Linked DNA regions of Mus musculus: all the other regions are linked to region 2. Evidence: chromatin contacts called from ENCODE Hi-C or POLR2A ChIA-PET data. All regions are on one chromosome and are shown on one strand. The core of a region is the stretch at or near the end of the contact, and the rest is flanking DNA. Distances in the headings are between cores, read along the strand shown.

Region 1 (2,700 bases), core at 59-2,558, 75 kb before region 2:
GGATTTCAAGGGACCACATTGGATTTCCAACTGCCACCCATTTATTTATTTTTAAATAAATGTCCTGCGGTGGAAGCCTGTGTATGAGGTTCACGGGCTTTCATATTTAGGCACCTTTCCCAATTCTGTACAGATACACTAATCCCACAGTCCTATAAAATACAGGAAAGCAGAATTCTCCTCCCTGTCCATAGCTACAAAAAGGACAAAAGTCCTCTCTTCTGTTAAAAAACTATTGCAATGTTGCTGAAAATGGACTCCCTCTGGCTGGTGACTGGAGGCTAATTTTAGAGTCCTGGTGTCAAAACAGCAGAGGCGTCACAGCCCCTCTGATTCACTGTTCCCTGGAGGGAGGTCTTGAAGCTTGAGCAAGGACACTGTTCTCTAGCTTTTGACGCTCTAAGAAGGCACCAATCCCCCACCTAGGCCGAAGTCAAGCTCTCCCGAGGTTCAGTATAGTGAATGAGACATGGCTTTTCCGTAGTTAACTCACCTAAGCTCAGTCTATAAAACCTTCTCATATTTGTGTCTGAAAAGAAAGCTTTGGAACAAGGAGCAGTGGACCCAAGTGCAAAGTCAGCCTTTCCAGACCATCGCCAACTGCCAACCTGGTGAGCAGCCTCAAACCTGTCTCAGCCGCCTCAGGTAGGGTGCAGAGGTCTCTTCAATCAGCTTCTCCAGAGCACTCTTCCCTTGCTCAGACTTCAAGACCCTCACAGGGAGCTACTATTCTACTTTGGTACATCGTCTACAGGTTCCAGAACATGACAAACTGCGACTTCACTCACTGTTGGACAATAGCCAACAGGAGGTGGGGGAGGTCCCTGATCTTGTCTGGATCATCTATCTCTATGCTGCCCTCTGCAAGCATCTTTCCCCAACACCAATCCCTCTAAAAGTGACCAGAGCATTTGGGTGAAACGACGATGCTCAGGGCTGAATTAAACAGCCAGGAAAGACAACAGCTGCAGGTCTGAGGCCAGCCTGTGTAGAAATCAGAAACCTACCCAACAGCAACAGAACAAAACCTAATCCAAATCCTACAGTAGCACTTTTGAGACCCAGCTATCACTGAGGACAGTACCCTGAACAGTACTGCTGTTCTGTTTTATTAATATTTACTGCTTCTTGTGTGCCTGCAAGCTAATTAAGTGCTATGGAATACCCATCTCCAAGTACACTAGATAATCAGGCTGCCTGGCATTTTTCAGAATCTGTTTTAAAACAAATAACTTCTGACTTAACTCTTTCTTGTTCTCAGCCATTCCCCATTAGAGGTTGCAAGATGATGTAACAGCTTCAGGTTCTGCCAGACAGCCTGACACACAATCAGCAACCAGGAGGAAACACTGTCAAGTGTAGTACAGAGCTGTGACTTTGTATCCTGTGTCAGCATAGCCTGTGAGAGCTCCACAGCAGTTGCGAATCTGATGACAGGTACAGGGACATTTCTTCAGGCTAGTACCACTGTTCTAACCCCAAAGTGAGGCTGGGTCAGGTCCAAACAAGCTAGTTAGCCAAACTACAAAGAATTTCCTAACCCACATGGGTTTTAAATAGACTCCCGGAAACTCACTATCAATATAAGAACCGGGCAAAACTGTTTTGTATCATTTACCCCTGTAAGACTGAACACACAAAACTATGTTCATGGAGAAGCCATATTTTCTGACATAAATAGAAATTACATAAAACTAGCACAGGTCAAAGAAAAGCAGAATTCCTATAAAATACCAAGTTTTATTAACAGCAAAAACATGGTTAACCACTAAAAGTGATGGATGCTTTTGCTGGAATGAAGGATCTGAGTGGAGTCATGAAAAGCCTATGCCTGTGCTTCAGCCTGTCTGATCCAGCTTGGCAGCTGCTGTGGCTGTCATCCAGCAGTCTGTTTGGAATCCTACTTGCTACTTCTCTGGGGTCAAAGAACAGCTTCACAACAAGCTTACAAAAACACAGGCTCTGGTTACTTGCAATTCTGAGGTAGCTTGTTTTAGGTCTGAGATTTCAATACCATAGGGAATGTGGGGCAAAGTGTGGCCACTCTGTTCCCGTGGGAGAGGAAAGTGACACTATAAGAAAAACACATGACACCATCACATGCTATACCATACACCGAACTTGGCCGTTTCTTGGGCCTACAGATAGGAAAAACACTGTCTTTGTTAATGGTATCTAAATTCACAGAAGCTTCTATGATACTGCTATACCTTTAAGAATATGCAGACTCCAGAAGCTGAAGGCAGGGACACAGGGTCTGGGAAGCCAAGTTTTGCATTTAGAAGAAATAGTCAATAGTACACCTTTCTGCTTTTAAATTTGGTAGTCATGTGTGCTTTCATAAAATACAGTTACACAGTGAGCTCTTATAATCCCAGTACTGAAAAGATGGGAAGATCCAATCTAGTCAAACCGGTAAGCTCCAGTCCCATGGGTCACCACCTCTTAGGTGTTCCCCTCCAGTCTCCATACACACGTGCACACACTTACACCTGAATGCACACATGTGCATATTTGATGGGACTACTTCATGCTATGAGGGCCACGGTGGTGCCTCCTCCCCTCTCTTTTGAGATAGGCCCTTACGATGTCCTGGAGCTTGCTGTGTGGACCAGGTTTCCTCCAAAGTCTGAGATTCTCCTGCCTCTGCCTCCCGACCCCTGGGATTAAAGCCATGAGGCAGCACCTCCAGCTTGTGGT
Region 2 (2,700 bases), core at 37-2,536:
CACTGCATTAGTTTTAAGAGAACGAGAGAGCGAGCGCGGGGGTTGGGGGGAACGGCTAAGTGTCCGACCCCTGGGTCCCCATCCCGATGTCGCACGCCCGGCCAGGAGCTCGCAGTCCGTGCCTCTCCTCCGCCCGTCAACCCCGGCCGGCGCCGCACGCGGGTAGCTCGGGGCCGCCGCGCTCCGGCTCGGCCGAACAAAGGGCCCGAAGACCTCCGGGCGCTGCGGCGGTGGCGCTCTCACCTGGGCTCCGTCCCCGGCGGCGGCTCCGCGGGGCTCCGGCGGCGCGGGCCTGGCGGTGGAGAGGTCGCTCTCGGCCGCCCGGGGCCCTCGGGGGCGCTCCGGCGGCGGGGGCCCGCTCAGTGCCGGCGCCGCAGGATCGAGTCCGGGCGCGGGCGGCGGGTGGGCGGCGGCACGTCCCGGCAGGTCCAGGTCCAGTGCCCGCGACGCCGCGACGCGCCCTGCTCCTAAGTCTCGGCGGGCCGCGGCTCGGACGCAGCCCGGGTCTGAGGCGGGGACGGCGATGGGCGGCTGGGCGCGGGGCCGCTCCGCTCCCTCCGCCTCAGGCTCCGGCTCGAGCGGGCCCGCGGCGGCGGCGGCGGGAGCGCGACGGCGCGAGGACCGCCTGTCACGGGGGCGGCCGGGGTGACCCGGCGGCTCTCAGGGCTGCACGGCGACGCGGACGGCGACGGCGGCTGCGGCTCCCGGGGCCGTCGCGCTGAGGTGCGGAGCTGCCACCGCGGCCATCTTGTTGCTCTAACTGACAAGAACCCCCCTCCCCCCGCTCCAGCCAGACGCGGCGCTCGCGCCCCCGGCCCCGCCCCGCGTGGGCCTCCAACAGGAAGTCGTACCGGCCCCCGGCACGTGACTCCCACCGCATCTGCATACCGGAGGGCGGAATGGCCAATCAGCGCCCTGATCCTGAGCTCCGCCTCCAGGCAGTGCTCCCGATCCCATTGGTTCGTCACGAAAAGACCACGCCTCCTCCTTCTCCCCTAATACCCGCCCGCGCTGTGGTCGTCCAGACCGCGCGTGGAGCGCGCGGGGGTGCGAGCTGCGCGTTCTTCACGCGCCTCGGACGCGCGCCTTTCCTCGGAGCTGACGCTCCTTCCCGGTCAATGCGGAGAGCCGTGCGGAATTCTCCCGTGGCCGCTTGCCTTCACGCTTTTGGGCACTGTGACTCCGCGTTAGCTTGCGCACCAAAGGGCCGCAGATTCAGTTCTGCGTAGCCGCCTCCGTTCTCCGGTTCTGCGCCCCGCCGTATCCCGGGTTTGCGCAGCGTTTTCGCCCGGCGGCGCTGGCCCTCTGCGCAGCGGCGCCCTGAACCTGGCGCACGCACTGGCGCGCCTCCGGCCCGTGCCGTGCACACGCCCTGTACCTCCCTACGGTGCACACTCGTACGTGCGCGGGACGCGGCCTAGAAGCTCGCTGCGCGCTCCTCGCGGCATCCTCTTGGCCCCCTCCTTCGCTCAGAGGCTCCCCGGGGATTGCTCTGACGCGAGCCAAACAATCCCGGCTGCAAAGCAGCCCCCTGGGGAGGCCTGCTTTCCCCGCAGCTACTCCACCCTACAGCGAACGCAACCTGCCCACCCCAAGCCCTGGGCTGAGACTACACACCCCGCATTTTCTTCCTGGCTCTGGGAAGCCCGCGGTGGTCCTCCATTCTTTGGCTCCTCCTTGGTATACATATACGTAATAATCTGGTGGGTAAGGTCCGAAGCACTGTGCGCTCCGTAGAGTCCCTTTCAAGTTTCTGTTCAAGCCACGGGAAGATTTTGAAAGCTCATATTTTTCTCCACAGAGGGTGATGGAAGGAGCCTAATTCCTCTCCACCACCACTCCCGACCCTGATGTTCTGGTAGATCCGCGATGCTTCTGAAAGTTGTCAGTGCTGTAAGAGGCCATTCCCTGTCTATGTGTTCCCGTCTGGAAGAAGAGACAACGCTCTAGTAGTACCTTCGAGATGCAGTTTTGCTGCCGCCAGTGTCATGTTTTGAAATGTTTGTGGAGAAAAGGGACACAACAGACTTGCTGCTCTCGTTTCCCTTCAGGGTCCCGTGAGCTCTGTACACTCCTTTCTTTCTATTATATTTTAAGCCTTCTGGTCGTCAGATTTACTTACTCTCCGAAGTCGGCTTCAAACGTCTGTTGTGTATTTTTCATCCTGCAAACCCATATCCCCTAGAAAGATCTGATGGCAGATGTGGCTCTCACAGAGACTTCTGCCTTTTCTATTCAGCATTTTATTGACTTCAGTTTAATTCTTGACTGCTGAGAACCTGTATCTTTTGTGTCTCAAAAGTCCAGATATTATCACATGATCCAGGAAGGAGCACAAATAGCATCCTGCAGTTACACAGCATGCACTAGGTAGATTGCTAAATCCATGAGGAGCCCAGAGTCTGGGTGCAAACAACACTGTAAAACTTCAGTTATTGGAATATTGAACCAAAATGACGTCATTTAGCATTTGTCCTTGCCATTCATTGACTTTGTGACCATGACCTCTCCTCTCTTCCAGCTTTCTTTGTGATCGTCCCCTCCCCTCGAGCTTACTTAGCCTGGCACAATAAGGATCTCTTCCTACCTTAGATATCCTAACACCACTAGAAAAGGTGGGCTATATCTTTTGGAATGAAAATTAGACTCATAGTTTGGAATATGGACTTGTGGTGGTAGAAAGAATATTTGAGGAAGAGG
Region 3 (2,738 bases), core at 131-2,630, 97 kb after region 2:
AAAGGCAGAGTAGAAACCCCCAATTTGAGATTAAATAGATGCTACAACAAGCAAGAATCCAGGGCCTGTGAACAAGTTACCATTGGCATCACCCACTTGTCTTAGTTAGGGTTTTACTGCTATGAGCAGACACCATGACCAAAGCAACTCTTACAGGTTCAGAGGTTCAGTCCATTATCATCAAGGCAGGAACATGGCAGCATCCAGTCAGGCATGGTACAGGAGGAGCTGAGAGTTCTACGTCTTCATCTGAAGGCCTCTAGCAGAATATTGACTTCCAGGCAGCTAGGATGAGGGTCTTAAAGCCCACACCCACAGTGACACACCTACTCCAACAAGGCTACACTTTCTAATAGTGCCATTCCCTGGGCCAAGTATATATAAACCATCACACACACACACACACACACACACACTTTGCAGTGGATGCCTAATGAGCCACGATGGCGTTTGTCTTTCCTCTTCTTTGAACTTCTCCAGAGGTATTGGCAGGGAGACACCGCTTTGAGCCAACACTACCAGTCACTTGGCCTCCCCAATAACAGGGACAGAAGCTGAAAGACTCCACATGCTGAGCACAGGCAGACAGAGAACCAGGAGATGCCGGGCTGGACTGGCGAAGGAGCAGTACATTGCCAAAGTTCACAGGCCTCAGACGCCAGCTCTCCTGGGCCATCGGAGGAGGGCGGAGGATCAGCCCCACTCCCAGAACTGCTTCCTACCCGGCCTAGTAGTGACTCATAGGAAGCTGGAAAGGCACTGACCATTCAGCTCAGGGAATTCATGATGATCCCAGCTGGCTGGCTTGAGGGTTCAGGTTTCTTCAAGAAGGAGGGCTTCACTTGTGGAGAGAGGAAGTGTGACCAACAGGACCCTCACAGCTATGGAGATGACAGGGCAGATTTTCTAATCAGAACCTTGGCTATGTGTCACGGGAGTTGCAGGCCAGGAATCCTGGGTCAGGGTATCTGGGGATGGTCCTACCTCTGAAGTCTGGGGGTTTCTTTCTCCTTTTGGTTCTCGGATGTCCCATCCAGTCCCTACTGGTCCTGCTCCCGAGCCTTCAGAGTAGGAGGCTAATGAAGAGCTGAGGGCCGATGGCCAGGACCCCACCCCAGGAGTCCGCCTGGCCAATCGAATCAGAAGGGTTAAAGAACAAGTCACGAGTCTCCAGAGGCCACTGTTCCCATTTCAATCTTTCCTTTTTGGCTTTTTTGTAAAAACAATGGAAACTCAGGGTGGAGTTTCCTCCTCCAGCTGCTTGGTAGCCCTGAAGTGGGAGGGTTGTGGCTGAGGAGAGTGGACAGGGCTGGTTCTGGAAGGAGGAGCCTGCTCAGGCTGGATAGGGTAGTGTACCTGGCTCCAGGCCTTGTGGCCTGCGCACTCACTGCCTGGCTGTCCAGATGGCCCCGTGTAGCCTAGAGTGTGGTGTTCAGTGTGTGGACGTTTCTGTCTCTCGTGGACCTGGGCTATGATGAGTCTCAGGTCTTGAGACCTGAGACTGGCAGGCTGGGCTTGAGACAGGAGAGTCTTTCTGAGCTAACCTAGTTCATTGGAGTCCTTGTGCCAAGTACTTCTGGGAACTGAATCTAGATGGCTGATGCCCTGTGGCCATCGTAAAGCTGGCTTTTGGCTAATGCTCCCGTAGACAGCCCGTTTCTCACGAGGAAACAGGTAGATACATGGAGTTGCTATAACAGAAGTTCTATTTTATTTGTGCTGAGGGCCATCACACAAGGATCACACTCGAAATTCATAACTATGGTCCTAAGCCTCTCTCTCCAAGACTGCTCACCTGGGCGAAGGTCAGACCCAGCCCCTAACAGAGCGAGGGTCAGGATCCTGGGGCAGACTCTCCAGCTGCAGGGCAAATCAAAGTGTTGTCTCACCAGATGTGCAGAGCAGACCATTGTTCTTGGTCTCTGCTTATGTACTGTCCAGTGGGGTTCTAGGATTGTGTCTGGTTGTCTTGAGTGAGTGATGTTACTGGGTTCTGGTTATTGGGTGATTGGGTGCAGCCCTGGGTACAGTGGGTTCCTGACTAAGCTATTTTTACATGTCTAAAAGGCATTGTTTTGCTATGCTTATTACATGGTTCTTCTGTGGTTGTCTGGGCCATACTGTACATAACTTATGCAAAGCATAGCTCTTAATGATCCTGTTTTCTGCCTTTCATTTTGGCTCAGGGTCTTGCTGTGTAGCCCAGGCTAGCCCCAACTTCCTGAGAACTGGGATTATAGATGTGTCTCCAAACTCAGTCTGATTGTCTTCGGTCTGCCAGAGGACTGGGCTCCAGCAGAGCAGGCTCTTTACCACCCTGGGCTACCTGAGACTCTGAACAACAACAACAACAACAACAACAACAACAACAACAACAACAACAACAAAACCCTTCCACAGACAAGGTAAAGATCAGCTTGTTGGTGGTGGTGGTGGTAGTGGTGGTGGTGGTGTGTGTGTATGAAAGAGAGAGTGAGCCTGTGTGCCTGAGTGCCTATGTGAGTATGTGCTCAGTGTGTGCCCATGTGTGTTTGTGTGAGTGTATATATGTGTGTTTGCCTGTGTATTCCTTTGCGTATGTGCACGCATGTGTGAGTGTGCATGTGTGTATAAGAGTGTGTTTGTGTGTGTGCAAACCCCTCCCTGGGGCCTTACTGGGAACAGATTGAGACCAGCAATAGGAAATGTACAGTTAAGAATAGAGGCACTGAAGGTTGGGAGTCAGAGTTCATGGGTCA

Evidence for each region. A loop is a pair of places that touch in the nucleus more often than their neighbours do. ChIA-PET counts read pairs that join two places held with the same protein, here RNA polymerase II (POLR2A).
Region 1: POLR2A ChIA-PET joins it to region 2 with 14 read pairs in Patski. The contact joins the enhancer-like site here to the promoter of Tnrc6c in region 2. POLR2A ChIA-PET finds 5 or more read pairs at or near these places in 3 of 5 experiments (Patski and embryonic stem cell).
Region 3: a map of heart shows a loop between it and region 2 (7-fold over the local background). The contact joins the enhancer-like site here to the promoter of Tnrc6c in region 2. A Hi-C loop is called at or near these places in 2 of 37 maps with a recorded cell type or tissue (gastrocnemius and heart). POLR2A ChIA-PET finds 5 or more read pairs at or near these places in 4 of 5 experiments (Patski and embryonic stem cell).

The regions. Positions count from the first base shown.
Region 1 is chr11:117,728,258-117,730,957 of GRCm38, reverse strand. All of the region lies in intron 5 of Tnrc6c (trinucleotide repeat containing 6C), which reads right to left. Among named protein-coding and RNA genes, the nearest start is that of Tmc6, 51 kb to the left of the region's middle. Within about 2 kb of position 1,308, at least 2 of the 3 ENCODE cell types and tissues checked have a DNase peak (open chromatin) inside an H3K27ac peak, as active enhancers do.
Region 2 is chr11:117,652,875-117,655,574 of GRCm38, reverse strand. It overlaps Tnrc6c (trinucleotide repeat containing 6C), which reads right to left and starts at 1,286. Exons shown (of 22, transcript NM_198022.2): 1 at 889-1,286.
Region 3 is chr11:117,556,183-117,558,920 of GRCm38, reverse strand. All of the region lies in intron 1 of Gm51933 (a long non-coding RNA gene), which reads left to right. Among named protein-coding and RNA genes, the nearest start is that of Gm51933, 11 kb to the left of the region's middle. Within about 2 kb of position 1,380, at least 1 of the 3 ENCODE cell types and tissues checked has a DNase peak (open chromatin) inside an H3K27ac peak, as active enhancers do; it is gastrocnemius, where a contact is called at or near this core.